Linked DNA regions of Homo sapiens: region 2 is linked to region 1. A link is an interaction called in ENCODE POLR2A ChIA-PET data of the cell type or tissue named here. Cell type or tissue: Panc1. All regions are shown on one strand. Each heading gives the region's core, and the rest is flanking DNA. Links, peaks and the distances in the headings are about the cores only. Region 1 overlaps SLC35F4 (solute carrier family 35 member F4). Region 2 overlaps ARMH4 (armadillo like helical domain containing 4).

Evidence for each region. Peaks named below come from ENCODE experiments on the same cell type or tissue, not always from the same donor. Only the 100,000 strongest peaks of a DNase experiment are listed, where the experiment ranks them.
Region 2: POLR2A ChIA-PET joins it to region 1 with 6 read pairs; 2 of 35 experiments call an interaction of 5 or more read pairs at or near these places.

What each region holds. Positions count from the first base shown.
Region 1 is chr14:57,660,868-57,676,620 of GRCh38, forward strand. All of the region lies in intron 1 of SLC35F4 (solute carrier family 35 member F4), which reads right to left. Among named protein-coding and RNA genes, the nearest start is that of SLC35F4-AS1, 90 kb to the left of the region's middle. In Panc1, for the core only: no CTCF peak of the experiment used is centred there; no DNase peak of the experiment used is centred there.
Region 2 is chr14:58,126,103-58,141,855 of GRCh38, forward strand. It overlaps ARMH4 (armadillo like helical domain containing 4), which reads right to left. Exons shown (of 8, transcript NM_001001872.4): 2 at 11,888-13,312; 3 at 6,988-7,239; 4 at 5,410-5,619. The coding sequence starts at 13,256. It also overlaps the pseudogene UBA52P3. Among named protein-coding and RNA genes, the nearest start is that of ARMH4, 18 kb to the right of the region's middle. RefSeq lists an enhancer at 2,570-3,071. In Panc1, for the core only: no CTCF peak of the experiment used is centred there; a DNase peak (open chromatin) is centred at 7,849.

The DNA of each region.
Region 1 (15,753 bases), core at 8,793-11,292:
GCTTACTCCCAAATTCCTGACTCTCAGAAACCGTAAAATCGTAAATATTTGTTGTTGTAAGCTACATATTTTGGGATCATTTGTTAAGCAGTAGTAGAAAACTAATGCATTCACTTGGCTGATGACACTTGCCTGTTTGGATTGTTCCATTTCTTCGGCACTGTAGGTGAACTTAGACAATAGTTTCACACAAAATTAAATTAGGCAGACCAATCCTGTGACCATGCGAATCGAGTTACGAATATTGGAGTAACCCTTTCAGGCCTTTCTTTTTACAGACTCAAATTTACAGAGTCAAATGACTTATCCATGGTAACGCAATCAGTGTCATAATCCTTGCCCTTTCAGTCACCTCCAAATTAATCAAGAGTTGTGGGGCACACAACTAATCATTGGTATTACAGCCCGGGGACAGCATTGAACAGGAACCCAGAGGAGCCCTTTTATTGCTAAGGGTCTCATTACTGTTTGTGAGGCACTGCTCCTGTGTCTTCCTCATGCCTGACGGATCATGCTCTCAAGCTTTAGAGTTCTCAGCACATATTTATCTGAATATTTTTCCAGCTCAACCTAGAGAAGTCAACATTATTGACTTTAGGTTCTACTTCCATCTTTTATAAACCTTCTAATTTGGTCTTGGCAATGCAATGATTGCAAGCCAATAAGTACCTGTAGCAGTAATAAATCAGTAAGAAGCAATCCAACCCTACTGATAATAGAGATAAGTTTCCTAAAGGACTTGAGTCATAATATCAAGCTTGTAGCTACTGTGAGTGAAGAAATATGAAGGCTACAGATCCAGAGACGAATGTGCTCTTCATGATGGGGTCATAAGGGTCCCAAATTCTAGAGCTATGATTCTCAAACTTCAGCAAGCATCAGAATCCCCAGAGGGTTTGTTAGAACAATTTGCTTGGCCCCACTTCCAAAGTTTTTGATTCAGGATATCTGAAGTGGGCTCTAATAATATGCACTTCTAACAAGTTCCCACGTAATAATGACCACACACTGAGAACCACTCCTCTGAGGTTTAGATTTAAGGTCACAAGCTCAAGGGTGTCCAACAGCCAGACCATAACATAAAGAACTGAGTGTAGCATTAGGGAATGGTGAGACCTGTGGTGATCTGCAAAATGTGTCCATGATTTAAAACCCATTCAAAACAAAAACACTATTTTAAACATAGTGAAGTAAGGCAGATGTCAGAGACTGTGTTTCCGGATTTTGCTGCCACCATTCACTCTAACAACTCCAAATGCATTCTTTGAAAACATGTAGAAATCTCGTGATCAGAGTTCTATAACTTGGATTCAACCTCTTTTCCCTCTCATTCCTTTTTTAGAGAAGTTATACATTACTAATTATTATGGAATGTATTTCCTAGTGCCCATTGGAAACAAGCTGAAATTGCCACCTGGAAAATGCTGTGATTAGAGCATGCCGTGATTTGAATATAGTTGGTCCCAGCAAAACTTATATTGAGGTTTGGTCACAGTATGGCAATATTGAGAGTTGGACATTTAAGAAATGGGGTCTTTAAGAGGTGAGTAGGTCTTTAAGATGAATTCATGCCTTTCTCGAGAGACTGAGTTCATTCTCATGGGACCAGGTTAGTTCTTGTTAGAGCAGGTTGTTATAAGCCTAGCCCCTCATGCTTGCCCTTTTTACATGCCAACTTCCCTTTGGCTTCTTTGTCATGTTATGATGCAACACAAGGCTGTCACTAGAAGTGGATCAGAGACAGCTGCCAGATCTTTAACTTCCCAGCCTCCAGAACCATGAGCCAAAATAAACCTCTACCATTTATAAATTATCCAGTCTCAGATATTCTGTTATAGCAATAGAAAATGGACTAAAACATAGCCTCTACTAAGAGTTTGCAAGGTGTGCTGGATATTCCCCATTTTCCCCTTTACACTCATTCTCCATCCTTTTCCACCTGTTATTCCACTAAAGGCTGATCTCTGAACACCGAATGAACTGTACTTATTTGCTGGTTGGGATTGGCCATTGTAGGGCACTGAAAGGAGACTGGAGGCAAAAGAGAGGTCACTCCCCTGGACTATGGTTGACAGTGGTTGTGTTCTACTAAAGCCACAACTCCCAATGGGTGTTCCTCTACTGGGAATGATCACTGCTTTTTCCTGTAAATCACTTTTTCCCTGATTGCTTCATGTCTAAGAGTGGGAATTACTCCCTGCTTCACCATTTCTTGTTGGTTTGCCTTAGCCCTGACCAAATCTTTATAACTGGTACCTTCATTACACTCCATTCAATTGCCCCTTTGAGTGTGTCATGTATTCCCTACCAGGACTCTACCTGATTCAGTTTTACCGTATAGATGTAGAATATATCTTGTTAGTAACGAAGTTACATAACTCAATTTAGCTGCATCAAAAACATATAGTAGAACAGTGGTCATTTGTTATTTGCTAAAACTAAATTCTAACTGTTGTCTAATTACAGAATTAACATATTTTCCAAGTGCCAATCAGCATTTCAATTCTAGAGCCCAAGTTCAGATTGTTCAGGAGAGGGCCAGACAAGCACAGCACTGACCTTACCTAGAATTATCCTACTGCCAAAGCCTCATAATTGTTTGGTATTGTTACCAAGGGACTCTCTGCTCAGCAGCCTCTGGAAGCACCAGTGGGAGCCACCAAACAAGAGATTTGTCTTTATAGCACAGAGACCACAGAGCCAGCATGAAGTTGCACACATCTGATACCTCGACACAATTGCTCATATTTCTCCAGTTAGTCGGTAACACGTTTTGGACAAGCATCAACCCTTTAGTTCCATGGAGTTCTAGCAATGGAAAGAGCCACAGGTAACTAAAATCAGAACTTCACAATCCCCACAAATTGGTCTGCTGGTGAAATCAGGCTGCTGGGCCCTTGTTAGGAGTGACAGGTCAGTATCACTTTTTAGTCCATGCCAAGAAAATACAAACCATCCTGGGCCACCAGGCAAAGCCATAAGAAAGAGATTGCAAATTGGCAGTTCACAGGTGCTACACAATCTGCAGGCATGTTTCAGTTAGCCCAAATCCTGTTTTTATTTTTTTGAATTGGTGGCCAACATTCAACATTTGGGAAATTTCAAATAAAAAGTTGGATGTTCAGTTTTCATTGAAAAAAAAAATTCCTCATAGCAGTAGGGCACTGTACATAGAGGAGAATATTAATAAACTCTGATGGAAATATTAATATCTTTAAACTAATAGGACAATGAGGACAATTCAGTGTTGCCTACCACCTACAGGGACATTTACTAATCTGCTGATGGCCATGCAGTTACCAGAGACAGATGTGCAGAGAACACACATCTAGGTCAGTCTGATGTTCAGCAACTACATTACTTGTCACTTCAAAATTGCTCAAGAATGACTGTGCCCAAACTATTATCTTCTCTTTTACCATGGAAGACACTCATTTAACAGGTAGCATTGTTATTTGTTACCATAATGCTACCTGTTAAATGAATGGGACACTGGGACACTGAGGGTAGAACACTGGGCAGTCCAGTTCTATTTATTTATTTATTTAATTTTATTTTTGAGACAGAGTCTCGCTCCGTCATCCAGGCTGAAGTACATTGGCACGATCTCGGCTCACTGCAACCTCCGCCTTCCACGTTCAAGTGATTTTCCTGCCTCACCCTCCCAAGTAGCTAGGACTACAGGCACACACCACAATGCCCGGCTAATTTTTTGGCATTTTTAGTAGAGAAGGAGTCTCACCATGTTGGCTAAGCTGGTCTCGAACTCCTGACCTTAGGTAATCCACTTGCCTCGGCCTCCCAAAGTGCTGGGATTACAGGCGTAAGCCACTGTGTCCGGCAGTCCAGTTCTAAACTGCGGATTACACAGGACGCAATGAACATCATGCTTCCGTCCATGAGTGGCAATAAATGTATCAACTACTGGGAGTTGCTTCCATGAAAATCAGGCTTTCTGTCCTCCAGGCCTGTCCCAATGATCTGAAAATACAAATCTACTAAGCCACAGTGAAAGATAAACCCTTAGGTTTGAAAACAGAGCCTAACCAAGCAATGAGAGTAAAAAGTGACTTTGGCTTCTTGAGCTTTCCAAGAAGGCAGGTGGGCAGGAGCCATGTGCTCCCCATTTCTGGGTGGGCTGTTTTAACAACATGCTTCCACTTCAGAGTGGGGCTGAACCATTCTAGGGACCCTCTTCCATCTTCTCCTTTCCTTCCCTTTGTCATCCACTCCTCATATTTTCAAACATCAACCGCCCTCCCGCCCACCACCACCCCGCACACACACACCTTAAAGACTGGGAACAAGCTGAGGTTTATAGAGAAATAGACACCTGTCAGAGTGAAAAATATTATATTTCTTAACTCAGGTCTTCAGACAGCTTACCCAGACTCCGCCCATCCTCCCTGAGGCCTGGGTGACATGCACCACAACCCCAAATTTTAAATAACAATAATAATAGCTATTACTTATTGTGCTAGGCATCTCATTATGGGCCAGATATTTGTATTTCACTTTAAACATCTTCCTTTACTACTCTTCACAATCCTATGAGGCAAGCACGAGTACTGTCTCAATTTTAAGGATGAGGCAACTAAAGTTCAGGGATGATAAATAACTTGTTCAAGGTCACCCAGACAGGAAGTGGCAGAGGCAGTATTCAAGATTGATTTCGCTAATCACAGAACTGAAGTGACTGAATATACTAAATGTATTTCTTCAAAGATTGTCTACCCTTCAACCCAGCAATCCCATTACTGGGTATATACCCAAAGGAATATAAATCATTCTATCATAAAGACACATGCAGATATATGTTCATTGCAGCACATTCACAATAGCAAAGACCTGGAATCGATCTAAATGTCCACCAATGATAGACTGGCTAAAGAACATGTGGGACATATACATCATGGAATACTGTGCAGCCATAAACAAGAATGAGATCATGTCTTTTGCATGGACATGGATGGAGCTGGCGGCCATTCTCCTTAGCGAATTAGCACAGGAACAGAAAACCAACTACCACATGTTCTCACTTAGAAGTGGGAGCTAAATGATGACAACACATGGACACATAGAGGGGGAACAACACACATTTTGGTCTATTGGAAGGTGGGAGGAGGGAGAGGATCAGAAAAAATCACTAATAGGTACCAGGCTCAGTGATGATGAAATAATCTGTACAACAGACCCCTGTGACACAAGTTGACCTATTTAACAAACCAGCAGCGTACCCCTGAACTGAAAATAAAAGTTAAAAATAAAGCTTGTCATAGGAAAGTCCTTTGTTGTGTGTACAGACAGAAACTAAGGCACCAACAGGGTAAACAATTTCCTCAGCATCACAGAATCTGTACGCATGTGTGAATAGAGAGACCCAGAACTTGAATTTAGGTATTCCTAAGGTTCCAAATAATCAAATACTATCCAGTTTTATTTTCCTCATTGAGCACAATTTCATGTAGACTTCACTGTAGGTACAACTATAAATCAATGACCTTTAGGTTTCCAGGACCTAACAGCCTCCAGCCAGCAAAAAGCCAGGGCTTTCAGTCCTATAGCCACAAGGAAATGAGTCCTGCCAACAACCTGAATGAGTTGGGAAAAGAGTTCTTCCCCAGATGAGGTGAGGATACTGCTTAATTAACAGCTTCATTGCAGTCTTGGGAAACTCTGAACAGAGGACTCAGTTAAGCTATACCACAACTCCTGACCTGCAGAAACAGTGAGATAATAAATGTATGTTTTTTTAAGCCACTAGGTTTGTGATAATTTGTTACATGGCAATAGAAAACTGATACATAATAAAACAAGCATGATGGCCAAAAAAAAGGAACTTCTTTTTTTTTTTTTCAACTGACTGTAGTTACTCAGAAAAGCAAGAGGCAGGCAAGAAAGCTATCAGGGCAGTTTCAAAAGGCTTTATTTGATTTAGTAAGCATTGTGGGGACCTAGTAGGCATGTGAAAATTAGCTCAGTGGAGCCTGGGCTGGCTAGACAATACAATACCTACAACAGTCTTTGCCCCCAGGGAGACGGAGACTACAAACAAGAAACTACAAAGCAGAAAGTTCTAGAAAGGCCAAATGCACGGAGTTCTCTGGGGCTACAATTTGAGCTATGAATTATTCTGTGGGAGGAAGCGTGGGCAAAGGCATCAGGTACATGTGACTTTTGAGTTAGGCCTTCCGGGAAGAGAAGGTACCTCCTAGGCAGACAGAGGAGAGAAGAGCAGATTAAAGAAAGCATTAAAATCACCACTACTATACCCACTCACAGATGCATATGCGCTCCTGTGTTTGTGTAAATACCTGCAAGCATGGGGGAGGGAGGGAAGGGGAGGGAGGGAAGGAGAAGGAGAGAGACATGTTCTGCTGGGTCACACTGCATATACTGCCAAACGTTTTTAAAGGGAGTGTCAAAATTGAGAGCACCTTACAAAATATTTTACTTTTTTGTTGTTGTTGTTTATTTATTTTTACTGTACTTTAAGTTTTAGGGTACATGTGCACAACGTGCAGGTTACATATGTATACATGTGCCATGTTGGTGTGCTGCACCCATTAACTCGTCATTTAACATTAGGTATATCTCCTAATGCTATCCCTCCTCCCTCCCCCGACCCCACAACAGGCCCCAGTGTGTGATGTTCCCCTTCCTGTGTCCACATGTTCTCAATGTTCAATTCCTACCTATGAGTGAGAACATGCAGTGTTTGGTTTTTTGTCCTTGTGATAGTTTGCTGAGAATGATGGTTTCCAGCTTCATCCATGTCCCTACAAAGGACATGAACTCATCCTTGTTTATGGCTGCAGAGTATTCCATGGTGTATATGTGCCACATTTTCTTAATCCAGTCTATCATTGTTGGACATTTGGGTTGGTTCCGAGTCTTTGCTATTGTGAATAGTGCCACAATAAACATACAGTGCATGTGTCTTTATAGCAGCATGATTTATAATTCTTTGGGTATATACCCAGTAATGGGATGGCTGAGTCAAATGGTATTTCTAGTTCTAGATCCCTGAGGAATTGCCACACTGTCTTCCACAATGGTTGAACTAGTTTACAGTCCCACCAACAGTGTAAAAGTGTTCCTATTTCTCCACATCCTCTCCAGCACCTGTTGTTTCCTGACTTTTTAATGATTGCCATTCTAACTGGTGTGAGATGGTATCTCATTGTGGTTTTGATTTGCATTTCTCTGATGGCCAGTGATGATGAGCATTTTTTCATGTGTCTGTTGGCTGCATAAATGTCTTCTTTTGAGAAGTGTCTGTTCATATCCTTTGCCCACTTTTTGATGGGGTTGTTTTTTTCTTGTAAATTTGTTTGAGTTCATTGTAGATTCTGGATATTAGCCCTTTGTCAGATGAGTAAGTTGCAAAAATTTTCTCCCATGTTGTAGGTTGCCTGTTCACTCTGATGGTAGTTTCTTTTGCTGTGCAGAAGCTCTTTAGTTTAATTAGATTCCATTTGTCAATTTTGTCTTTTGTTGCCATTGCTTTTGGTGTTTTAGACATGAAGTCCTTGCCCATGCCTATGTCCTGAATGGTATTGCCTGGGTTTTCTTCTAGGGTTTTTATGGTTTTAGGTCTAACATTTAAGTCTTTAATCCATCTTGAATTAATTTTTGTATAAGGTGTAAGGAAGGGATCCAGTTTCAACTTTCTGCATATGGCTAGCCAGTTTTCCCAGCACCATTTGTTAAATAGGGAATCCTTTCCCCATTTCTTGTTTTTGTCAGGGTTGTCAAAGATCAGATAGTTGTAGATATGTGGCATTATTTCTGAGGGCTCTGTTCTGTTCCATTGGCCTATATCTCTGTTTTAGTACCAGTACCATGCTGTTTGGTTACTGTAGCCTTGTAATATAGTTTGAAGTCAGGTAGCATGATGCCTCCAGCTTTGTTCTTTTGGCTTAGGATTGACTTGGCGATGCGGGCTCTTTTTTGATTCCATATGAACTTTAAAGTAGTTTTTTCCAATTCTGTGAACAAAGTCATTGGTAGCTTGATGGGGATGGCATTGAATCTATAAATTACCTTGGGCAGTATGGCCATTTTCACAATATTGATTCTTCCTATCCATGAGCATGGAATGTTCTTCCATTTGTTTGTATCCTCTTTTATTTCATTGAGCAGTGGTTTGTAGTTCTCCTTGAAGAGGGCCTTTACATCCCCTGTAAGTTGGATTCCTAGGTATTTTATTCTCTTTGAAGCAATTGTGAATGGGAATCCACTCATGATTTGGCTCTCTGTTTGTCTGTTATTGGTGTATAAGACTGCTTGTGATTTTTGCACATTGATTTTGTATCCTGAGACTTTGCTGAAGTTGCTTATCAGCTTAAGGAGATTTTGGGCTGAGACAATGGGGTTTTCTAGATATACAATCATGTCAACTGCAAACAGGGACAATTTGACTTCCTCTTTTCCTAATTGAATACCCTTTATTTCCTTCTCCTGCCTGATTGCCCTGACCAGAACTTCCAACACTATGTTGAATAGGAGTGGTGAGAGAGGGCATCCCTGTCTTGTGCCAGTTTTGAAAAGGAATGCTTCCAGTTTTTGCCCATTCAGCATGATATTGGCTGTGGGTTTGTCATAGATAGCTCCTATTATTTTGAGATATGTCCCATCAATACCTAATTTATTGAGATTTTTTAGCATGAAGGGCAGTTGAATTTTGTCAAAGGCCTTTTCTGCATCTATTGAGATAATCATGCGGTTTTTGTCATTGGTTCTGTTTATATGCTGGATTACGTTTATTGATTTGCATCTGTTGAACCAGCCTTGCATCCCAGGGATGAAGCCCACTTGATCATGGTGGATAAGCTTTTTGATGTGCTGCTGGATTCGGTTTGTCAGTATTTTATTGAGGATTTTTGCATCAATGTTCACCAGGGATATTGGTCTAAAATTCTCTTTTTTGTTGTGTCTCTGCCAGGCTTTGGTATCAGGATGATGCTGGCCTCATAAAATGAGTTAGGGAGGATTCTCTCTTTTTCTACGGATTGGAATAGTTTCAGAAGGAATGGTACCAGCTCCTCCTTATACCTCTGGTAGAATTCGGCTATGAATCCATCTGGTCCTGGACTTTTTTTGGTTGGTAAGCTATTAATTATTGCCTCAATTTCAGAGCCTGTTATTGGTCTATTCAGAGATTCAACTTCTTCCTGGTTTAGTCTTGGGAGAGTGTATGTGTCGAGGAATTTATCCATTTCTTCTGGATTTTCTGGTTTATTTGCATAGAGGTGTTTATAGTATTCTCTGATGATAGTTTGTATTTCTGTGGGATCAGTGGTGATATTCACTTTATCATTTTTTATTGCGTCTATTTGATTCTTCTCTCTTTTCTTCTTTATTAGTCTTGCTAGCAGTCTATCAATTTTGTTGATCTTTTCAAAGAACAGCTCCTGGATTCATTGAATTTTTTGAAGGGTTTTTTGTGTCTCTATTTCCTTCAGTTGTGCTCAGATCTTAAGTTATTTCTTGCCTTCTGCTGGCTTGTGAATGTGTTTGCTTTTGCTTCTCTAGTTCTTTTAATTGTGATGTTAGGGTGTTAATTTTAGATCTTTCCTGCTTTCTCTTGTGGGCATTTAGTGCTATAAATTTCCCTCTACACACTGCTTTGAATGTGTCCCACTGATTCTGGTATGTTGTGTCTTTGTTCTCGTTGGTTTCAAAGAACATCTTTATTTCTGCCTTCATTTCGTTATGTACCCAGTAGTCATTCAGGAGCAGGTTGTTCAGTTTCCATGTAGTTGAGCGGTTTTGAGTGAGTCTTAATCCTGAGTTCTAGTTTGATTGCACTGTGGTCTGAGAGACAGTTTGTTATAATTTCTGTTCTTTTAACATTTTACTGTTACAGTGGTGAAGGAAACAGGCCTAGTTGTGCATTTCCTTGGTGAAGAACAAGCAGATCCAGGGATACCTATTCTATTAATTCATACTGAATGTTTTCTAATCCCAGAAAGACTAGGATGCCACAGAAGCTATAGAGGACACTGGAGCTTCTTGGTAACTCATTCATTCTTTTTTTTTTTTTTTTTTTTGAGACGGAGTCTTGCTCTGTCACCCAGGCTGGAGTGCAGTGGCATGGTCTCAGCTCACTGCAACCTCCGCCTCCCGGGTTCAAGCGGTTATCCTGCCTCAGCCTCCTGAGTAGCTGGGACTATAGACACACACCACCATGCCACCTAATTTTTGTATTTTTAGTAGAGAAGGGGTTTCACTATGTTGGCCAGCATAGTCTCGGTCTCCTGACCTCAACTCACCCATTCTTTCATAGGCTGCAGGTGCCCATCCTCCAGCACCTGTGACCTTCTGAGGTTTGCCCTTAGGCACTGGAACTGCCTCACCCATGCACAGAATGAGAAGCGGTGGGGAGCTGGGGCAGCTAAGGGAGTGCTGGCATCACCCCTCCCTTAACCTCAGAGTGCACAGGTCTCAGGTCCAAAAGAGACCTCTTCCTTTCCACTTGAGGAGAGGGGAGGACTTTGTCTTTCATCTAGGATACCGCCTCAGCTCCAGCAGGATAGGGTACTGACCAGAGTTGTGAGGCCCCTGTTTCAGGCCTTAGCTCCCAGAAAACATTTTTAGACACACCATGGGCCAGAAGGGAACCCACTGACTTGAAGGGAAGACCCAGTCCTGGCAGCATTTATTATCTGCTAACTGAAGAGCCCTTGGGCCCCAAATAACCAGCAGCAATACCCAGGCACTATATCAAGGGCCTTGGGTGGGATTCTGATATTTGCTGACTTCAAGTGAGACTCAGTACATAACCAGCGGTGGTGGCTATGGGGTGAAACTCCTTCTGCTTGAAAAAAGCAGAGGGAAAAGTAAACGGAAATGCTTGGGAATTTACTTACCAACTCCTGCATCCCAGTGCCCCCAGCTAGTAGCCAGTGATATGATGGATGAGCACGGAAGTACAAATGTCCAGCTTCTTCTCCATGAAGCAGGTCAAGCCCATTATAGTTGACACTCTATTAATTCTCCCCATGAAATCAGGCTAAGTGTGAGACATTACTTGAAACCACATTTTTTTCTTGGTTTCTTCCCCTTTCCAGTCTGGCTTCCTGTGCTCCTAAAAGCATTTTCTCAATAAATCTCTTAAACTTGATTCCTTACTTCTGGATTTTTCTAGGAAAACCTAACTTAAGAGAAAAGAGAAATAAAAACATCTCATGGCTTCAGACATGTGGAGTTTGGCTGCATTTTATAACTCAATGATTTACTTTACCCATAGAACATATCAAGAACATTTTCTGAGGTGGACCGAGTCACCTCATGATCACTCGCAGAGGCCACACACTTCTTTCTAAATATTCCACTACCTGTTTTCCTGTCACCCCTTGTATCACCTTGCAGCTGTGCCAGACTCAGCCGGTCACTGTGGACAAAGATCCTGCAAACATCCCACTTTGCCCTAGACACGGGGCACTATAACCCAGCATTGACACCCAGATTTAAAAGTGAAAAATCAAGAATTATAACAACTGATCTCAACAAGAGCTATATTAGGAACAGTGATCTCAATTATCTAATCCAAACTTTGTGCCATGATGACATACATCTTTCTAATGGTTTATTATGAAGGAAAAATTCAGGTCCCTGGCACTTTTTCCTACTAAGCCCACAAAGATATGCTATTGGCCCCTGTGAAGCATGTTACATCAGGTCAGTATTAATACTACCGCTATATGATTATAAAATAACTGTCCTAAAAAGTGAAAGCTCTTTCTAGTATTATATATATTGCATTCATTTGTACTTCAAATCTACTTAAGAGAACTTGCTATATGCTTTTCAGAATTAGAAACCAAAGAGAAAAAAATTCATGAATAATGTATATTCTTATTTTTATTCTTATCCAGCATAAGAAAGACCTAGAAGGTAAATTTTATTTTATTTTTTTTTTTTCACTTAGAATAACAAAGTTGAGTTAGGACAGGAAAGTGAGCCACTGGCAAAGTCTGAATCCTTTCATGTGAAACAGAGTAGGTTTTTTGTTTTTTTATTTGTTTGTTTTTTGTTTTTTTGCACAGTGTCTTCTCCCACCAAGTAGTTTTCACAATTTCACTGTGCTAATTTAACATTTTATTCAATAAAAAAATAAAATTTGCCATAATTAGTCCTCTTAGAAAAGGTAGCAAAGGGCTTCAAATCTGAGCCAGCAATTTATTGCATGAATCTTGTAAGTTGTATAAAGATGATGAACCATGAATTTGAATTACTAAATTATATGAAGATTATAAATCATATTTCAATAGGCCACTTTTTTATGTAAGACAAACCAATTAAGAAGCATGAACAACACAACTAAAAAGCATTCAAGGATTATGGTGGTAACTGAATAAAATGAGAGTAAGGCTCCATAGTGACGGTACTGATGTCAAGCAAGACTATTGAAGAGTGTAGTAGTGTCAGGGTTAGCAGCATGGTTATCACCACAGTTCTGGAAAGCAGTAAGTTGCATGTTTGATTCCCAACTCCAGCACTGTGGAGCTGTGTGCCTTTGAGAAAGTTACTTCACCCCTGTGGGTATAATTTCCCAGATCTGTAAAATGGGGCTCATAATACCTTTCATAGGGTCCAGGTATGCATTAAAGGTGATATGCATATGTAATAAGATGGAGAAATATTTATTCACCAGCACTCCAGAAAATTTGAAGAAGATAGAAACTGCCTCATCAGGGCAGCCTATCCCTATTCCACCCTCATTTCTAAGAGGAGCAGTTGAAAGGCTGAACAATACTTCTCAAAGAAATGCCTACTGTGGCAGGGTCAAGAGGGATGAATGCAGGTTTGGTGGGGGTGGGAGGAGGTGTTAGAAACATTTTTTGAGGAAAACATATGAGATTATCTTTGTGAATTGGAGGTAACAAAAAATTTATTGGAGAGGTCACAGTGAACAATAACCATAAACAAAAAATTGATAATTAGATTTCACCAAAATTAAGAACTTCTGCTCATTATTGTACACCACTAGCAAAATTAATAAGACTACTAATCTAACAAAGCACTGTTATCAAGGATTTAACAAAGAATACAGTAAACAACCCTCAAAAATGGGCAAAAATTTGAATAAACACTTTATAAAATAAGACATACAAATGACCAGTTATCATACAAATATATTCAGTGTCATTAAGTAATTAGAGAAATACATTTTTTTACTTTTATCTTAAGTTCAGGGGTACATGTGCAGGTTTATTATACAGGTAAAACTTATGTCATGGGGGTTTATTGTGCAGATTAGAGAAATGCAAATTAAAACCACAATAAGATACCACTACAATACCCACCAGAATGGCTAAAATAAAAAATATGGGCAACATCAAATATTGGCAAAGTTATAGAGCAATTAGACATCTCATACATATTGGTAGGAATATAAAATAACACAATCCTTTGGGAAAAGGTTTGTCAGTTTTAAAAATAACACTGAACATAGGCCTAACCTGTGACCTACCAATTCTACTTCATGATGTCTACTTTTACCCTAAAATAAAAACATATATTCACAAAAAGATGTGTACAAGAATTTTCACAGCAGCTTTATTTATAACAGCCAGAAACTGGGCATTGCCCAGGCATCCATCACCAGGAGAATACAGAAGTAAACTGGTACAATGGAACATTGCTCAGCAATAAAAAGAAAAGAATTACTAGTGAATGCAACAATGTGGGTGGATCTCAGAAACATGCTGCAAGAAAGCAGCTACAGCACACACTATATGTTGAGAACTGTGAGAGGTCTGAGATTTTACCCTACTTTCAAGCTAAACAGTTAGTCTGCCACCTTTTTATGGATGTTGGTAAAAGACATAAGACTCCTGGGTCAGAGAAAAAATGACTTTATTACTCACAGCTGTACCAGTAGCCAGAGTATCAGCATTTTCTTGAGCTGATTTCCCAAGCCCAGTTCCTACAGAGTGACATGAAGAGGGCCAAGTGATACCTGCACAGGCAGTGAAGAGGATCCCTAAGCTTAGTGAACCTGCATCTTCTATAGTACTCTTTGCTCCTGAGGGAGATACTATCTCTGTATTCCAAAACCGCTAGCTAATCAACATTTTTGAAAAGAGTCTGGAACAAAGGCTGTAAGTGTCTGTGCTAGCAAGATGTGGAGAAATGTGAGCAATCCATGGAGAACTGTATCCCAACACTGTATAATTCCACTTACATAAAATTCTAGAGGCAGCAAATTCATTTATGGTAGAAAACAACCAGAACAGTGCTTTCCTCTGGTGGTGGTTAGAGGAGGTAGTGGTGGTAGGGAACTTTCTGATAGGGCTTTCAGTTATATAGATGTATACATTTGTCAAAACTCAGTGAAAGTACACTTAAAATATGTGCATTTCATTTTAAGTAAATTTTATATCACACAAAAGACTAAACAAATATTGAACTCCGGGAAATGATATGCATGCTGAGGTAGTTAGAGGGGAAGCATAGCCTACTATCCGCAATTTACTTTGAAAGCACCAAAAGTAAGCTGGATTAGTGGATTGAAAAAGGGATGAGCATTTTTTTGGATGAGTCCTTAGGGTTTTCCAGGTATATGATAATATCACTGGCAAACGGCAACAATTTGACTTCCTCTTTTCCAATTTAGATGCCCTTTATTTCTTTCTCTCGTCTGATTGCTCTAACCAGGACTTCCAGTACTATGTTGACTATAAGTGGTGAAAGTGGGCATCCTTGTCTTGTTCCAGTTCTCAGGGGCAATGCTTTCAGCTTTTCTCCATTCAGTATGATGTTGGCTGTGGGTTTGTCATATATTGCTTTTATTACTTTGAGGTAAGTCCCTTCTATGACTGTTTTGTTGAGGGTTTTTATCATAAAGCAATGCTGGATTTTAGCAAATGTTTTATCTGCACCTATTGAGATGATCATATGGTTTTTGTTTTTAATTCTGTTTATGTCATATGTCACATTTATTGACTTGTGTATAAAGACTTAAATCAAGACCTGAAACCATAAAAATTCTAGAAGATAGCATCAGAAAAACTCTTCTAGACATTGGCTTAGGCAAAGAATTCATGACTAAGACCCCAAAAGCAAATGCAACAACAACAAAAAATAAATAAATGGGACCCAATTAAACTAAAACGCTCAGCAAAGGAAATAATCAGCAGAGTAAATAGACAACCCACAGAGTGGAAGAAAATATTCACAAACTATGCATCTGACAAAGGACTACTATGCAGAATCTACAAGGAACTCAAATCAGCAAGAGAAAAACAAGTAATCCCATCGAAAAGCAGGCAAAGGTTGATTCCATGTCTTTGCTATTGTGAATAGTGCTGCAATGAACACATACGTGAATAAGAAAATATGGTACATATATACCATGGAATACTATGCAGCCATAAAAAGGAACTAGATCATGTCCTTTGCAGCAACATGGATAGATCTGGAAGCCATTAACCTCAGCAAACTAACACAGGAACGGAAAACCAAACACCACATGTTCTCACTTATAAATGGGAGCTGAACAATGAGAACACATGGACGCAGGGGCAACACACACTGGGGCCTGTCATGGGGATGGGGGAAGAGAGAGCACCAGGATAAAAGCTATGCCTGCAGGGCTTAATACCTAGGTGATGGGTTGACATGTGCAGCAAACCATCATGGCACATATTTACCTATGTAACAAACTTGCACATCCTGCACATGTATCCTGGAACTTAAAATTAATTTTTTTAAAAAGTAGGCAAAGGATATGAATAGACAATT
Region 2 (15,753 bases), core at 6,567-9,066, 460 kb after region 1:
TATGGGAGCTCTGTCTTCCCTCTATTAAATCTTGCAACTGCAAAAACAAAAGAAAAAAATCTTAAAAACTTCACCCTAATGCTACTTAAACAATGTATTTCCCAATTTTTTTCTGATTGATGATAAAAGAAAGAGACAAAGACATTGGCTTCAGTATGAGGCCACCAGACTCCCAAGAATATCATTCAGTCACCTGAATGAAGGCACACTTTTCAGAAATGACTTTCTCCTGAAATTCCCGTTATCAGTAAAGAAGACCGCAGAAGGGGACAGAACTAGAAACCCCAGATAAGGAAAGAGAGATAACACCACTATCTCTTCAGCAGAGGAAATTAAGAGACACTGCAAATAAATACTGGAATTGTTCTCTGAGGACAAAAACAACCATGATATTAAATACACACATACACATGCATGCACACATGTGCACACATGAAGGCAGGAAAATGGATATCTCTGAAACAGATTAAACAATGAGTGGCAAAATAATGACAGCTTTCTGCCCCATGTATGGTGCCTGGCTGGGAAAAAAATGTCAAAAACGCAATCATTTAAAAACTAAATATAAAGACAGACAAAACAGTCTTAGAAAAGCAAAAACTGTCAGAAAAGAAAAAAACTGTAGTTAAAGGATATATTTGGTTTTGTATTTTAAAAAATTAAGTTATTAAAGAAAGTTAAACGTAGCTTCTCCATTGGATTTTTTTTTTTTTTTTTTGAGATGGAATCTTGCTCTGTTGCCCAGGCTGGAATGCAGTGGTGTGATCTCGGCTCACTGCAACCTATGCTTCCCGGGTTCAAGTGATTCTCCTGCCTCAGCCTCCCATGTGGCTGGGATTATAGGTGTGTGCTACCATGCCTGGCTAATTTTTTGTATTTTTAGTAGAGGTGGAGTTTCACTGTGTTAGCTGGGATGGTCTCGATCTCCTGACCCCGTGATCCACCTGCCTCGACCTCCCAAAGTGCTGGGATTACCCCGGCCAAGAATTAAAAATCTCTATGTTAAAGGTAATTCTCCAGCAAGTCAATTATTATGAGTTTGTTTCATAAGGTCTATAATAAGCGGGCCTTTTGAAACAAATGAGGAAATGGGGATTTAATATGGTTTGGTTGTGTCCCCACCCAAATTTCATCTTGAATTGTAGCTCCCATAATCCCCATGTGCCATGGGAGGGACCCAGTGGGAGGTAACTGAATCATGGGGGTGGGTCTTTCCCATGCTGTTCTCATGACAGTGAATAAGTCTCAAGAGATCTGATGGTTTTATAAAGGGCAGTTCCCCTATACAAGCTCTCTTGCCTGCTGTCATATAAGATGTAACTTTGCTACTCCTTTGCCTTTCGCCATGATTGTGAGGCCTCCCCAGCCATGTGGAACCTCTTTCACTTTATTAAACCTCTTTTCTTTATAAATTACCCAGTCTCAGGTATGTCTTTATTAGCAGCATGAGAACAGACTAATACAGGGTTGAGACAATATCATGGGATTATACGCAACACTCAACATGCATGCCCACAGAAAGATATTAAATAAGACCAATCGGATCAAGAATTCAAGTTCCCCAGATGAGGAACACTGGAATTGCTTTTTTCTTGCAGAAGAGCTAACCCAGAAGAGTCCAAGCAAATTCAGTGTTCCTGTCACTGTATTCCTGTCTCTGTGTGGTCCGCACCATGGCAAGCACCAACTGGCTCCCCATTTCCCGCTAGCTGGAAGGCCCAGATATTGACTTCCAAATATTAAGGGAAGAAGTGCGGGGGGTGGGAGGGAGGACCGTCAAAGACTTAATCACAAGATCTGAGAAATCTCTGTTTTTATATTCTTATCTCCCATATGTTCTTAGAAACCTACTATCTGACACAAATAGACCCACAGTAGATTTTTCTGAATATGGAATTGCCAAAGCAACAACCTTCCATTCTACAGAATTATTATTACCACTTCAGAGCACAGATTAATTTCCATCTTCCATGGGGGTATACAGAAAGAATAAAATAAAAGTTTGATTTATTTAGAGTAAGCAGATATCTTCAGACAGATTTCTAACATACAGAAAGCGGGACTTCTTTAAGTAGGTAAGAAATATTAGTACTAAAATATTTTAAAGAGTTAACCCACATAAATTCCAGGTATGTTTTCAAGACTAATCAGAAATTTTAAGTTGGCATTTTAGAGCAGGAAAGACATTAATATTCAACAAGAGAAGAAAATCAACCTATACAAAGATCATGTCCAAAAATTAATTTATGCAGTTATAAAATATGTATAAAATTTGTCATTATCCCATTTTGAATAAAAAGAACATGTTTGTTATGTTTGTATTTCAAAGCTGCTAAATACAGCCCTCGTAGAGGTATGCCTGAAATGAGTATAAGGCATTTATCATTGTGAGAATATTTATCCCTAAAAAAAAGTCATACATAGAAATCAAATGTAACAGGCAAGGTGAAAAATAAACCATTATCCCTTCAAAAATCAAACTGCATTTTTGCTGACAAGATAAAAGACACTGAAATATGCACAAGGTGGCAGGCACTTATCAAGGCAGGCTTTCTTCAGTGACTAAGAAAAGGAAAACACACCAAAACTTCTCCCACTCTACCAATTCACATCACTCAGGTAGCACGTCTGTCTTCACAGACAGCTGGCAAACTCTTCAGAAGCAGACCCCTGTTACATGTTGAATTGTGTCCCTCAAAATGGTATGTTCAAGTCCTGACCGGTAGTACCAGTGAATGTGACCATATTTGAAAACAGGGTCTTGGCATACATAATTAACATGAGGTCATTAGGATGGGCCCTAATCCAATGACTGGTGTTCTTAAAAAGCAAGGAAAACTTGAGCACAGAGACACAGACGGCCATGTGAATAGATTGGAGTCATGCTGCCTCAAGCCAAGGAAACCCTGGGGTTCCTCCCCTAGAGGCTTTGGAGAGAGCAAGCCCTGCCTATACCTTGACTTCCAACTTGCAGGCTCCAGACTGCGTAAGAATAAATTTCTGTTGTTTTAAGCCACCCAGTTTGTGGTACTTAGTTATGACAGCCCTTGAAAACTCATACCCCCTCTCAGTCATCATGTTGTAGAGATGTGAGAAGCAGGGAAGAAGACAGGGTGCAAGTAGACATCATTTTTAGACTGATTTGGGCTGTTAGTTATCGCTTAAAGGATAAACAGAGCTGCGGATTCAGAAATTTCCATAAAGGTTCATTCTTCTTTGGTGTCTAATGTCTAACAAAGGATGTCCCTTTCCAAATCCCATGGAGAAAAGTACCTCATTTCCCAGAGAAATGCTCCTGCCCCCTAGTGAAAAAGGAAGATATTAAAATAACATATAAACTCATCACAAAGACTAAAACAAGAAAGGCTGCTAACCTGACGTAAGTAATACAGGGTTCTAGATAAGAAAAAAAATTACCTGCCTCTAGGCATAAGCTTATGGAAGAATTAAAATGTTTCACCCAGTCAAAGCTTCAAGCTGCACTTATATTCCCGGGCAAGGTAGAAAAACATGCATTGAAAATAGAGGCCTCCAATACATCCAGGAGTCTAGTAGGTTGATTTGTTTAAATCAGTGTAGTCAATTCAGCTTTTGGAGGACTAGAAGCACCAGCATAAAACTAACAATGGTATTATTAACGTATACTAATTAAACATAAGTTGTACTCCTTGGCATTTACGAGTAAAAATGTGCTAATTCAAAATCCTAAGCCCGACAATGTAGCAAAAATAATATCTTTTGACCAAAAATATTTTTGTAACCCATGACAAGGATAATTTAGATCAAAAACTAACAAAATATATTATCAAAAAGTAGCAAAATTGAATTGTGTAGAAGAAAAGAACTAAAACCCCAGGACACCTTAGGCATGTCGGAAAATTCTAACATATTTCAATACAACTGCCATCATCTACTAAATTTAGAAAGTTACTGCAGTTTCACAAGTATGGATTATTCACAAATATTTTTTTTCTCTGATTTAATGAGCCCTGCTGGGTAAAGCTGTCATGTCTAACTCAGGTTAATTTAGGGAAACCTGCTTTTTCCAGATGGCATCAAGGAGAGCAGACAGTTTATATGAGACGCTAAACTCAAAGTCATACAGTATTTATCTTAATGTGGAATGCAAGAGCTGTTAGCCTTTGAGCCCACTTTGATCTGTTTCTTAAACCAGGCTTCTACTGTGGAATTCTCCACACTGCTCCTAAAATGTCATGTTCCTCTGTCAGCAGCCAACCAGTGTTACCCAGAAAGTCTGCACCAGAGTCAGCTGCAAACCTAGCTCAACCTCCTTCCCTTCGCTTTAGACAAAAAAAAATAATAGCACATCCTATGTCTCTTACTGCAGCAAACACATGGCTAATTGAGTGCCCAAAAGCTTACCAGTGTTCCAGATTAGTTTAAGAAATTCTGCACTATAAATCTCTGGACATTTTGTATCTCCAGCCAGGAACTATTCACCTGCCAAAATGCTGATTAATTACGTGACTATGTGTCATATTTCTAGTCTTCTTATTTGTTGATAGGCAGCCGTGCCTCAAGTTTCTTTTACATGCTCAAAGCCAATGTCTTGGAAAGTACAATTTGGCATGAATTTCTTGGTCTTAGTAAATAAAGAGACTGCCTATCTCCAAATAGTAGCACAGACTAACCCAGAGATGTTACTAAGGGAGAATAACCCAGCATTAACAACCAGAGCAATGCTGTTAAAATACACCCCACATTAAAACTTGCAACCAAGAAAATCTGGTGGGGAAACTCAACATCTCCATCTTAACCTAGTATTCTCAATCCAGCTTGAATACTGAAATCATCTAAGGCAGTCTTTTAAAATGCTGATGCCAGATTCCACCCCCCACCATCTTAATCTCAATCACTGGAGAGTGATTCAGGCACTGGGATGTTTCAAAAGCTCTCCAAGGTATTTCTAATGGTCAACTATAGTTGAGAACCACAGATCCATAGCACAGTCAGCAAACTTGCTCTATAAAGGGCCCTATCATAAATGTTTCAGGCTTTGTGGGCCACTGAGTCTCTGTCACAGCTTCTTAATTCTGCTGCTATGGCACAAAAGCAGCCACACACATATGAAAATGAATTAGTATGGCTGTGTTCCAATATAGCTTTATTTATGAACACTGGAATTTGAATTTTTATAACTTTTCTATGTCACAAAATATTATTCTTCTTTTGACTTTTTTTTTCAATCATTTCAAAATGTAAAAACCATTCTTAGCTTACAAACCATTCAAAAACAAGTGGCAGGCCAGATTTGGCCCAGCTGTAGTTTACTGTCCTCTGATCTATACTGCAGATTGAATATACTCCTACTTAATTCTTTTTCAAAAACATTTGCTCAGTGACTCACTCAACCAGTCCTTGAAAAGATCCCCTTCAAAGCATGAATACCTTCAGATTCAAGTTGGTCCAGGCCATATGAGGCAGCTGTATTAACACGAGTAATAGATGGAACAACAGTTCTTCTCTCAGAGGATGCCTCCAAAGCAGGAAGTGCAGGGGAAATGCTGGGTTCCCCCACCATTATTCCAGGAGGTGTCACTGGAGATCCCAGAACTGGTGTGAACTCCTCATTTGGCCCTGTGACTGTGTCCATTTGTTCTGCCAAACACAACAGACAGGACTTGACCCACAAGATAATCATTATGGCAAATGTAAGCATGTGCTTTCACTTTTTAGGCAAGAAATGATTAAACCAATATCATACAATACAGCAAGTTTGGCACTTGGGTCAGCTCTCCTTTCCCATATTGTATTAATCCAACTCCCCAAAGCAAAGACTTTCAGGAAAATGTATTGTCTTACAGGAAAATGTATTATCTCTAATCAGAACTTTGTTTTTAAATTTTAATCTCCCATTTATTCTATTGGCAATATTATGGATGTTGTAAGATTTTATATTATGTATTGCCAAAGGTAAAATAATTAACAAAAATATATTAAACTGTATTTCAAAGACTACTTTGGAAAGATCGAGTGTCTTTCTCAAAATCAAGTCATAGAGTAAGAGCCTAGATCTGGGTCTGGAATGTCAATTTAAAAGCAGCCAAATATAGCCCCAGGAATTCCCAAGTCCAGAGACTCTAGAACAGCAGTAGCTTTCACATAGATTTGAAAACTTCACTGCCTTTAAGAGATCAGAGCATTTGAGAGCCTCCTATATAGAAAGCACTTTGTAGACATGATTTCAAATTCTTAAAATAACCTATAAAACAGATAGGCATTATTTAGAGGTGAACAAACCAAAGCTTACAGAAGTTAAGAAACTTAGCTTGAGGCTACAATATTAGTGAAAGCCAAAGTTGCGATTCAAATTCAGGTCCATGCTTTTTTCACCTCATCCCCCCCGGCTCCTAGCAGCAGAGTTGCCAAACAGGAAGAGCCTTCTCAGGGGGTCTGGCCTTTGAGGACCCAGAGGTGAGCCACCAGGAGACCTTACTTACAAACTAAACCCTTGTCCCTTTTTTTTTTTTTTTTTTTTTTTGGCACGGAGTCTCGCTCTGTCACCAAGCCGGAGTGCAGTGGCGCCATCTCCGCTCCCTGCAAGCTCCGCCCCCCGGGTTCACACCATTCTCCTGCCTCAGCCTCCCGAGTAGCTCGGACTACAGGCGCCCGCCACCACGCCTGGGTAATTTTTTGTATTTTTAGTAGAGACGGGGTTTCACCACGTTGGCCAGGATGGTCTCAATCTCCTGACTTCGTGATCCACCCGCCTCAGCCTCCCAAAGTGCTGGGATTACAGGCGTGAGCCACTGCGCCCGGCCAACCCTTGTCCTTTTAAGGCTCTGCCACACCTCTTCAAACAGGACAGAGCTCACACCCCTTTCCAGGTAAAGGTGTGTGTGTGTGTGTACGTGCACGCACGCGCGCGCTGATGGCAATGTCGGCTGCCTCACTCATTCTATTCCTAGTCCACTTAACAGAAGAGATCCACCCCCAAAACAGAGTCCAATATCCTCCCTTACAGACCTTCCACAGTGGGAGTAACTTCAAAAGACAAAGGGACGACTGTAGTTGAAATTGTAGTGGCCAGAGGCTCCCATCTTCTTGACAGCTGAGTAACACCAGGAACGTCAGACACAGGAGAGGGGTCCTCCTTTTCTTCCTCAGTCTTGCCACTGTCTCTGATAAGCTCGAGGGTAGCAACCTGCTCTTGTGTCACCATGGATAAAGTGGCATCTGGCTCTTGAACAGCTGTTGTCATCTCTTGAGTGATGATGTCTTAAAGGGGGGAAAACATTTAAAAATAGACCAAATCCCTATTTTTTTAAAAAAAAAAAATCATGATATGATTAAAAACTTGGGGGGAGGGGAGCAGATGCTATTTCAGGAACTGGGGAAGCAAAGAGAGAACTCAGAAGTAAAATGACAGTAAATAAATGTTTTCTCTGTCACGCTTTCAGTAGTTGTGAATCAATCTACAACAGAGATAAAGAAGTTCATGGAAAAAGCTAAAATGAAATCTAAAACAAAGTAGGAAGATCAATTGCTGAGCTCCCTTTCAGGCACATGTTTGAATGTCAACATAATCAGTTTGTTAAGAAACAAGTTATACAGAACTAAGTTACACTCAAAAACTCTCAGAAACATTTGTATACAGTGTATTAATTTTCACATTTGCATTTCTGGAGGGTCAAGGGAAGCTCACATTTTAAAATAAAGGAGTAATAATTACAATAACTAATATTTACTGAGTTTCTATGTTAAACACCATGCGAAGTGCATGACATATAGTATCTTAAGTATGCATCCTCCCATATGTACTACAGGGAGATAGGTACTAATATCATTCCACAGAAGCTGCATCATAGTGCTCAAGAATGCAGGTTCCAGAGCCAACCTGCCTTAGTCACTTACTAGCTGTGTAAGCATAAACAAATTACTTCACATATGTGGGCCTTGAGTTTCCTCAGCTATAAAATGGGGATAATAATAGTATCTATCTCACAGAGTTACTACAAAGATTAGATAACACAAGTAAAACACCTAGTATTTGGTAAGTATTCAATAATTACCAGCTATTATAACTCCACTTTACAGAACTTAGGTTTAGAAAAGCTAAGGAGCATGCCTTTGTTCACATTGCCAGCACCCTTAACCACTGTACTAACTATGCCCAAGGAACACCTTGGAGAGGCCTCTGTAGAAGGTGTGCATTTGCTTTCAGATCAGAAAAGGAAATGAATAGAACTGGCAGGGTATGACATTATCTGTCACAGGTCCACTTGCTTTACAACATTATAATTCCCTCAAATACAGTATTAAAGACTGTTTATAATAATACTCTGCTTTCTCTTCAGATCATATAAATGTTTTGCCTTCAACAGACTACTTATAAGTCAAGATTTTCCCTCTTATGAAGGGGCTATGCTAGAAATTTCAAACACTGTACAGAGCAACTACTAAAAACTTAATTTCTTGAAAACCTTATTGTCTTTTTTAAAATATTAGTTCTAGATACTAAGTATTTTAGCAAGATCAGTAAGTTATACAATGAAAAATAACATTCTAGGGATAGCTTTAAAAGGGTTCCTCAAAGTTTTTATTAATGACAGGCCAGGCACGGTGGCTCATGCCTGTAATACCAGCACTTTGGGAGACTGAGGCGGGAGGATCACAAGGTCAGGAGTTCGAGACCAGCCTGGCCAATATTGTGAAACCCCATCTCTACTAAAAACACAACAAAATTAGCTGGGCATAGTGGCACATTCCTGTCATCCCAGCCACCCGGGAGGATGAGGCAGGACAATTGCCTGAACCCAGGAGGCGGAGGTTGCAATGACCTGAGATCATGCCACTACACTCCAGCCTAGATGACAGAGGGAGACTCTGTCTCAAAAAAAAAAAAAAAAAAAATTTATTAATGACATCATGGCATATCCTATTACTTTAAAAAAAAGTTGCCTTGTAAACAATGTATTTGCTTTAAAATAATGTGTATTTGTTTGTTTTTCACTATAAGCAGTTCCTTTTCTTGGTACTCATCCAGTTAACACTATTTTTCCTTTTGAATTGAAGAGATTTTTACATTTGATGGATTAATATACCTGGTTACAGGACAAACAATGTGAGTCAGGGTAAGGTTTTCACATGAGCTTCATATTTGCACTCTATACCATTGTTTGAATTTTGTCTCTCTTTTTTTCCTTTCTCCAATATTACTGTAAATCCCTAGAGAGCCAGGATTCATTGTCTTTCTGTACCTCTAGCACATAGGGCAATGCTCTGTTTGCCACAAGAAGACAATAACATATAGTTTTACCATTTTAAGCAGTAGGTGTTCTCTATGTTGCCCTCATTTTTGAAAGCATAATGAACACTTTTGAGAACATATATACAAAAATAAATATGCAGGCGCTATTTGTAATTTTATGAAATAGCAAGAAATGTCAAAATGCATAGTATCTTGAATAAATAATTGCTGTTAGAAAAGTGAGAACTAGAAATAGTAATAAAATTTTTTAAAATAAACTTTAAAGTTTCCTAACATCTCTCATTCTTCCTACTTCATGTAGGAGAAAAAATAATTATATATTATTTTTAAAACCTGATCTTCAGTTGAAGCAGCTAACTGACTCAAAGGACTGACTATCATCTCAACATACCCATCTGTTAATAATATCTAAAAACACCAAGAAATCATTGCATATTCTGAAGAAGATAATGTCCTAAGTGGTCCCTGGACTCTAAATGATTAGCATTTAAGTTGTTTACTTCAGAAAAATACTTATGATCACCTGAAAATGAGTAGTAAAACATTTTGGCTATTGTATAACAACTGCTGTCAATAATTGCAATCTTTCCCATTCCTTTTAACTCTATGGGACAAAAAAAAAAGTAAAACAAAAGTAATAACTTGACTGTTCCTCTTGGTACAAAGAACATTTAGAAGTTGTTTGATTGACTTTGGGTAAGGTAGGCAATCACATTGGATAACTCCAGTCTGAATGGTTCTATATCCTCATTTGTAAATTAATTGAAAACATATTTATCGAGTTCCTACTATGTGCCAGGAATTGTGCTATGTGCTAGAAATTAAAAGTAGTGGCCTTTTAAAAGATTATAATTTGCTGAGGCAATTATGACTAAGAACCATATTCAAAAACCAAAATAATCAGGAAATTACCAATTCCATTTTACTTTTTAGGCTGTACTAATAGAAGCTAATACAAGTTTAGTACATAAGAATCATGGATTCAATTGTGCAGTGAACAATCTGGGGCTATATGACTTAATGCTCCAAAAGTAAAAGTTCTATGAAGAACTGAAGTAAACTTGTTGCTCAGTCATATCTAAGGTCTTCATGGCCATGTGCACCCAACTCCATGTAAAAACCAACTTACAAGACATTTTATGGAAGCTTCTATGAAAACTGAACAGCACACTGGGTCTTTAAACAAAAATGAATTAGACATGTAAAATTCAATCTTTCTTTTGTCATTTATCAAGTGATCTTTCACCATTTTAATTCAATCTCAACACCTTATAAAACATATTACTGATTTGATATTTTCTATTAATTGGGCTACTTGGCTGAAGTAACACGTTGTACATGTTCCAAAACAATTTGGAATGAGCATGTATACATTACACTAAGCTTTTCCTTCCCAATGTTGTTATCTGTCCAACTACCCATAATAAAAGAAAACCATTATCCATCAACAACAAATAGAAGGCTTTCCAGCTTATAATATTCACGGATGCAAAGGCCAAAAGAAAGTAGAAAATGCAGAACCAAGCAAGCAGATGATTTATCTTCCACCCTACCCCCTTCCTTATTTCTAAATGTTTTCTTTTTAGGAAAACAAAGTTAGAAAATTCATATAGTTAATACTATGAGATAACTGCAGTACTTACCTAAAGCTTTTTTTGTAAGAAATGTAAGGGATGTGAGCATATTTTACAACAATGTGTATGTAAGTATCCAACATTATTACAGTTTAAACATATAGCTAATTCTTTCACATTTTCTTGTATATTTATACATTTTCATAGTAAAATGTTTGAAAAATATTAGTCTAAAATAAAAATAATAGTATCAGGGTTTTTCAACCTCAGCGCTATTAACATGTTGGCTGGGATAATTCTTTGTTATGGGGGGCTGTCCTACGTAGTCTAAGATATTTAACAATATCTTAGCACCCCTCAGTTCTAACAACTAAAAATGTCTCCAAACATTGCTAAATGTCCCCTGGGGGAAGGGGAAAGCAAAATAAAACTATCCCCAGTTAAAGAACACTGGTCTATAGGCAGGATTTAAATTTGGGTGTAATTTTTTTTTCTTTTTCTTTTTTGAGAGGGAGTTTCACTCTTGTCACCCAGGCTGGAGTGCAGTGGTACAATCTTGGCTCACTGCAACCTCCGCCTTCCCAGGTTAAAGTGATTCTCCTGCCTCAGCCTCCCGAGTAGCTGGGATTACAGGCACCTGCTACCACACCCAGCTAATTTTTGTATTTTAATAGAGATGGGGTTTCACCATGTTGGCCAGGCTGGTCTCGAACTCCTGACCTCAAGTAAGCCGCCTGCCTTGGCCTCCCAAAGTGCTGGAATTACAGGAATTGGGTGTAATTTTTATATAAAATAGATGATGTATTTGTATGCTTCTGCTTTTCTTTTTATTTTTTAAATTTCATTTTTTTATTCTTTTTCAGAGAAGAGGTCTCACTATATCACCCAAGCTGGTCTCGAACTCCTGCGCCCAAGCAATCCTCACACCTCGGCCTCCGAAAATGCTGGGATTATAGGCATGAGCTGCTGCACCTGGCCTGCTTTTCATTAAAACTTCAACCTATTTCTAAATTGCCATTAAAAAAAAAATTGAAAGTTTCCAAATTAAACCAAAGTTTGTTTTTCTTTTTCTTTCTTTTACCTTTCATTGTATTTCCCAACAGTTGGTCTGCCTCAGACTCATATACAGAGACAGAAACAGTGGTTTCTAAGAAAAACAGGGCATCGTTTTCCTTGGTGGATTCCGTGAAGTCTCCCGTACTTTGGAGCAAGTTCACAATGGAAACTTTCATGTCTTCCATCAGACTTGTGGGGGTAAAGGAACTTTGATCAGTGAAAGCAGGTGATCTCTCATTCCCATGCGCTATTAGCAGGGCTGTGCCCGTGTGTGTTTCCCCTTCAGGCAGCCCCAGAGCCACCTGTGCAGCCTCTGTCCAAGGCTGGCCTCCTTCCATACCCTCATGGCTTACTTGTGCTGTCTGAGACATCTCCGTTCTCACCTGAGTCTCTTCATTGTCTCCAAGCTTGGGGGTCCTTATCCGGCTTACACTCTCTAATTTGGTGTCATCCCACTCATCACTTAAGGCAGAGGCAGCTGGAACAGCTGTGCTGACACTCACTGTGACTTCTGGGGCTCCCAGCAGACTATCAGTTTCTGGCTCAACACTCAGGGTGTACTCGGAAGTTTCGAGTGGTTGCTTGGTGGCAGCAGCCTGGGTGTTATCAGCTGTCATCTGCGAAGGCTTCTCCTTATCAGGGGTGAGGCTTCCAGGCTCACTGCCTGCTGTGGACTCAGCACCAGGAAAAGAAGTTGTCCTGTGGTCTGTGTCTGCTTCAAATTTCTCAGTCTTTGGATTGGTGGTTAGCATTTCCTTAGTATTCACATAGGATGAAGGTGAATGTCCCAAACCAACTCCTTCCTGACTTTCAGTTGCAAATGATTGATTATCCATATACTTCAGAAAACCTTTTGTGGTTTCTGTGATCTCTTCTACAATGGGCTGAAAGTTAGTGCTTGTAAGGAGTTCCTCCTTTTCATCAACAGTCAGAGAAGGAGTCGCAGTGATAGCAATGGTTAACATGGCCTTGGCAAGTCCACTTTCAGGAGATATTCTCTCTGGCTGGCTGGAACCAAATACTTCTTCAGCTGAGGGGACACCTGACTCAGTAGGTGTGGAAACACCAGGGCGTTCTGTTTGCATGAGCCCAGCTTGTCCAGGCTGGGTTTCTTTGTTAATCGAGAATGCTTTATTTAATGATGTTGCCGATGGTACTGCTGACATCATCATTGGATCTTCAGAGACCACCAGTTGGGGAGTCTGCTTTGAGGTAACAGAGCTATTTTCTAGGTCATCGGTGTTCATCTTATCGGACTGCCCTTTTTCCGCATGAACATGTGCTATCTCCCTCCTCCTTTCTATTTTGGGGAAGGCCAGACATTGTGTGGCAACGCTGAAAAGCAGAAGGCTACAGAAAGCCAGACAAATGTGCAATACAATCGGTCCTCTCATAGTGGAAGAGAAATGGCACGTACACTGGCAGAGTTGACAAGTCCAGTAATTGAATCCTGCAGAAAAATAAAGCATATCAAACTGTCATATAAATACATGTTGTAAATAAGTCTCTTTAAATTAAACCATAAGTAAAATAATCTCCTTGACTTTATAATACACAGAGATGGTAGGTAGGAGAGGACTGTTCTATTTCTTTGTACCTTTGAGACATGGATAACCCAGTTCATTTCTCCCTGCTGAATTTTGCTGATTTAACTTGAGGTTCCCTAGAAAAAGGTACACATAGTTCAAGTATTAAGTTCGTTGTTTCTTAAATACCTACTTGAAATAATTTACCCTTGAAGTCACATTTGCAATATTCTCTCCAAATTCCTCTATTAACCATGTAGTCAAATGACTGTAGAAATAGCAACATGTCCAAGAAATAAAAAGTAAGTCTTACACATTCATTCAAATAACTTTTTAAGTGTTGCCACAGTCTGAATGTTTGTGGCCCCCAGAATTCATGTGTTGAAACCTAATCAGCAACATGGTAGTATTAGGAAGTAAGGCCTTTGAGAAGTGATGACTTCATGAGGACAGAACCCTCGTGAATGGGATTTATGCCCTTATAAAAGAGACCCCAGAGCCAGGCACAGTGGCTCACACCTGTAATCCCAGCACTTTGGAGGCTGACATGGGTGGATCACCTGAGGTCAGGAGTTAGAGACCAGCCTGGCCAACATGGTGAAACCCCATCTCTACTAAAAATACAAAAATTAGCTGGGAGTGGGAGTGGGCGTAGGCACCTGTAATCTCAGCTACTCAGGAGACTGAGGCGAGAGAATCGCTTGAACCCGGAAGGCAGAGGATGCAGTGAGCTGAGATCGTGCCATTGCACTACAGCCTAGGCAACAAGAGCAAAACTCCATCTCAAAAAAAAAAAAGAGAGACCCCAGGCCAGGCACAGTGTCTCACACCTGTAATCCCAGCACTTTAGGAGGCCGAGGCCAGCAGATCACTTGAGGTCAGGAGTTTGAGACAAGCCTGGCCAACATGGTGAAACCCCATCTCTGATAAAAATACAAAAATTAGCCAGGCATGGTGGCACACATCTGTAATCCCAGCTGCTCGGGAGGCTGAGGCAAGAGAGTTGCCTAAACCTGGGAGGCAGAGGTTGCAGTGAGCTGAGATCATGCCACTGCACTCCAGCCTGGACAGGAGAATCCGTCTCAAAAATAAATAAATAAATAAATAAATAAATAAAATATAAAAGAGGGCCGGGTGCAGTGGCTCACACCTGAAATCCCAGCACTTTGGGATACCAAGGCGGGCGGATCACCTGAGGTCAGGAGTTCAAGACCAGCCTGGCCAACATGGTGAAACCCCGTCTTGACTAAAAATACAAAAAAATTAGCTGGGTGTGGTGGCGGGCATCTGTAATCCCAGCTCCTTGGGAGGCTGAGGAAGGAGAATCGCTTGAACCCGGGAGGCGGAGGTTGCAATGAGCCAAGATCGCGCCATCACAGTCCAGCCTGGGCGACAAGAGTGAAACTCCATCTCAAAATAAAATAAAGAGACCCCCAAGAGCTCCCTGGCCCCTTCCACCATGTAGGACACAGCAAAAAGGTGCCTTCTATGAACCAGAAAGTGGGCCCTACCCAGACACCAAATCTACTGTCACCTTGATCTTGGACTTCCCAGTCTCCAGAACTGTAAGAAATAAACTTCTGTTGTTTATAAAAATCCAGTTTATTATACTTTGTTATAGCAGCCCAAATGGACTAAGAAAAATGGGTTTGAAAACCCTAAATATCATCATTAAATGCTGAATACCAGTTACTTTTAAGAGTTTTTTAAAGTAAGTAAATAATTTTCAATGAAAATATGTCTTTTAGCTCTTTTTCTTCAGCGAGGCGGCCGGGCTGCAGACGCAGAGATGCAGATCTTTGTGAAGACCCTCACGGGCAAGACCATCACCCTTGAGGTCAAGCCCACCGACACCATTTAGAATGTCAAAACCAAAATTCAGGACAAGGAGGGTATCCCACCTGACCAGCAGCGTCTGATATTTGCTGGGAAACGGCTGGAGGATGGCCACACTCTCTCAGGCTACAACATCCAGAAAGAGTCCACCCTAAACCTGGTGCTGCGCCTGCGAGGTGGCATTACTGAGCCTTCCCTCCGCCAGCTCGTCCAGAAATACAACTGCGACGAGATGATCTGCTGCAAGTGCTATGCTTGCCTGCACCCCGGTGCTATCAACTGCCACAAGAAGAAATGCGGCCACACCAACAACCTGTACCCCAGGAAGAAGGTCAAATAAGGCTCTTCCTTCCTTGAAGGGCAGCAGCCTTCTGCCCAGGCCCCATGGCCCTGGGGCCTCAATAAAGTGTCCCTTTCATTGACTGGAGCAGAAAAAAAGAAAAGAAAATATGTATTTTAAATGCTTAAATCATTTGTTATTCTCTGCCACAACTATAAAAGTTACAGGCAAAACATGTTTCAAAATTTA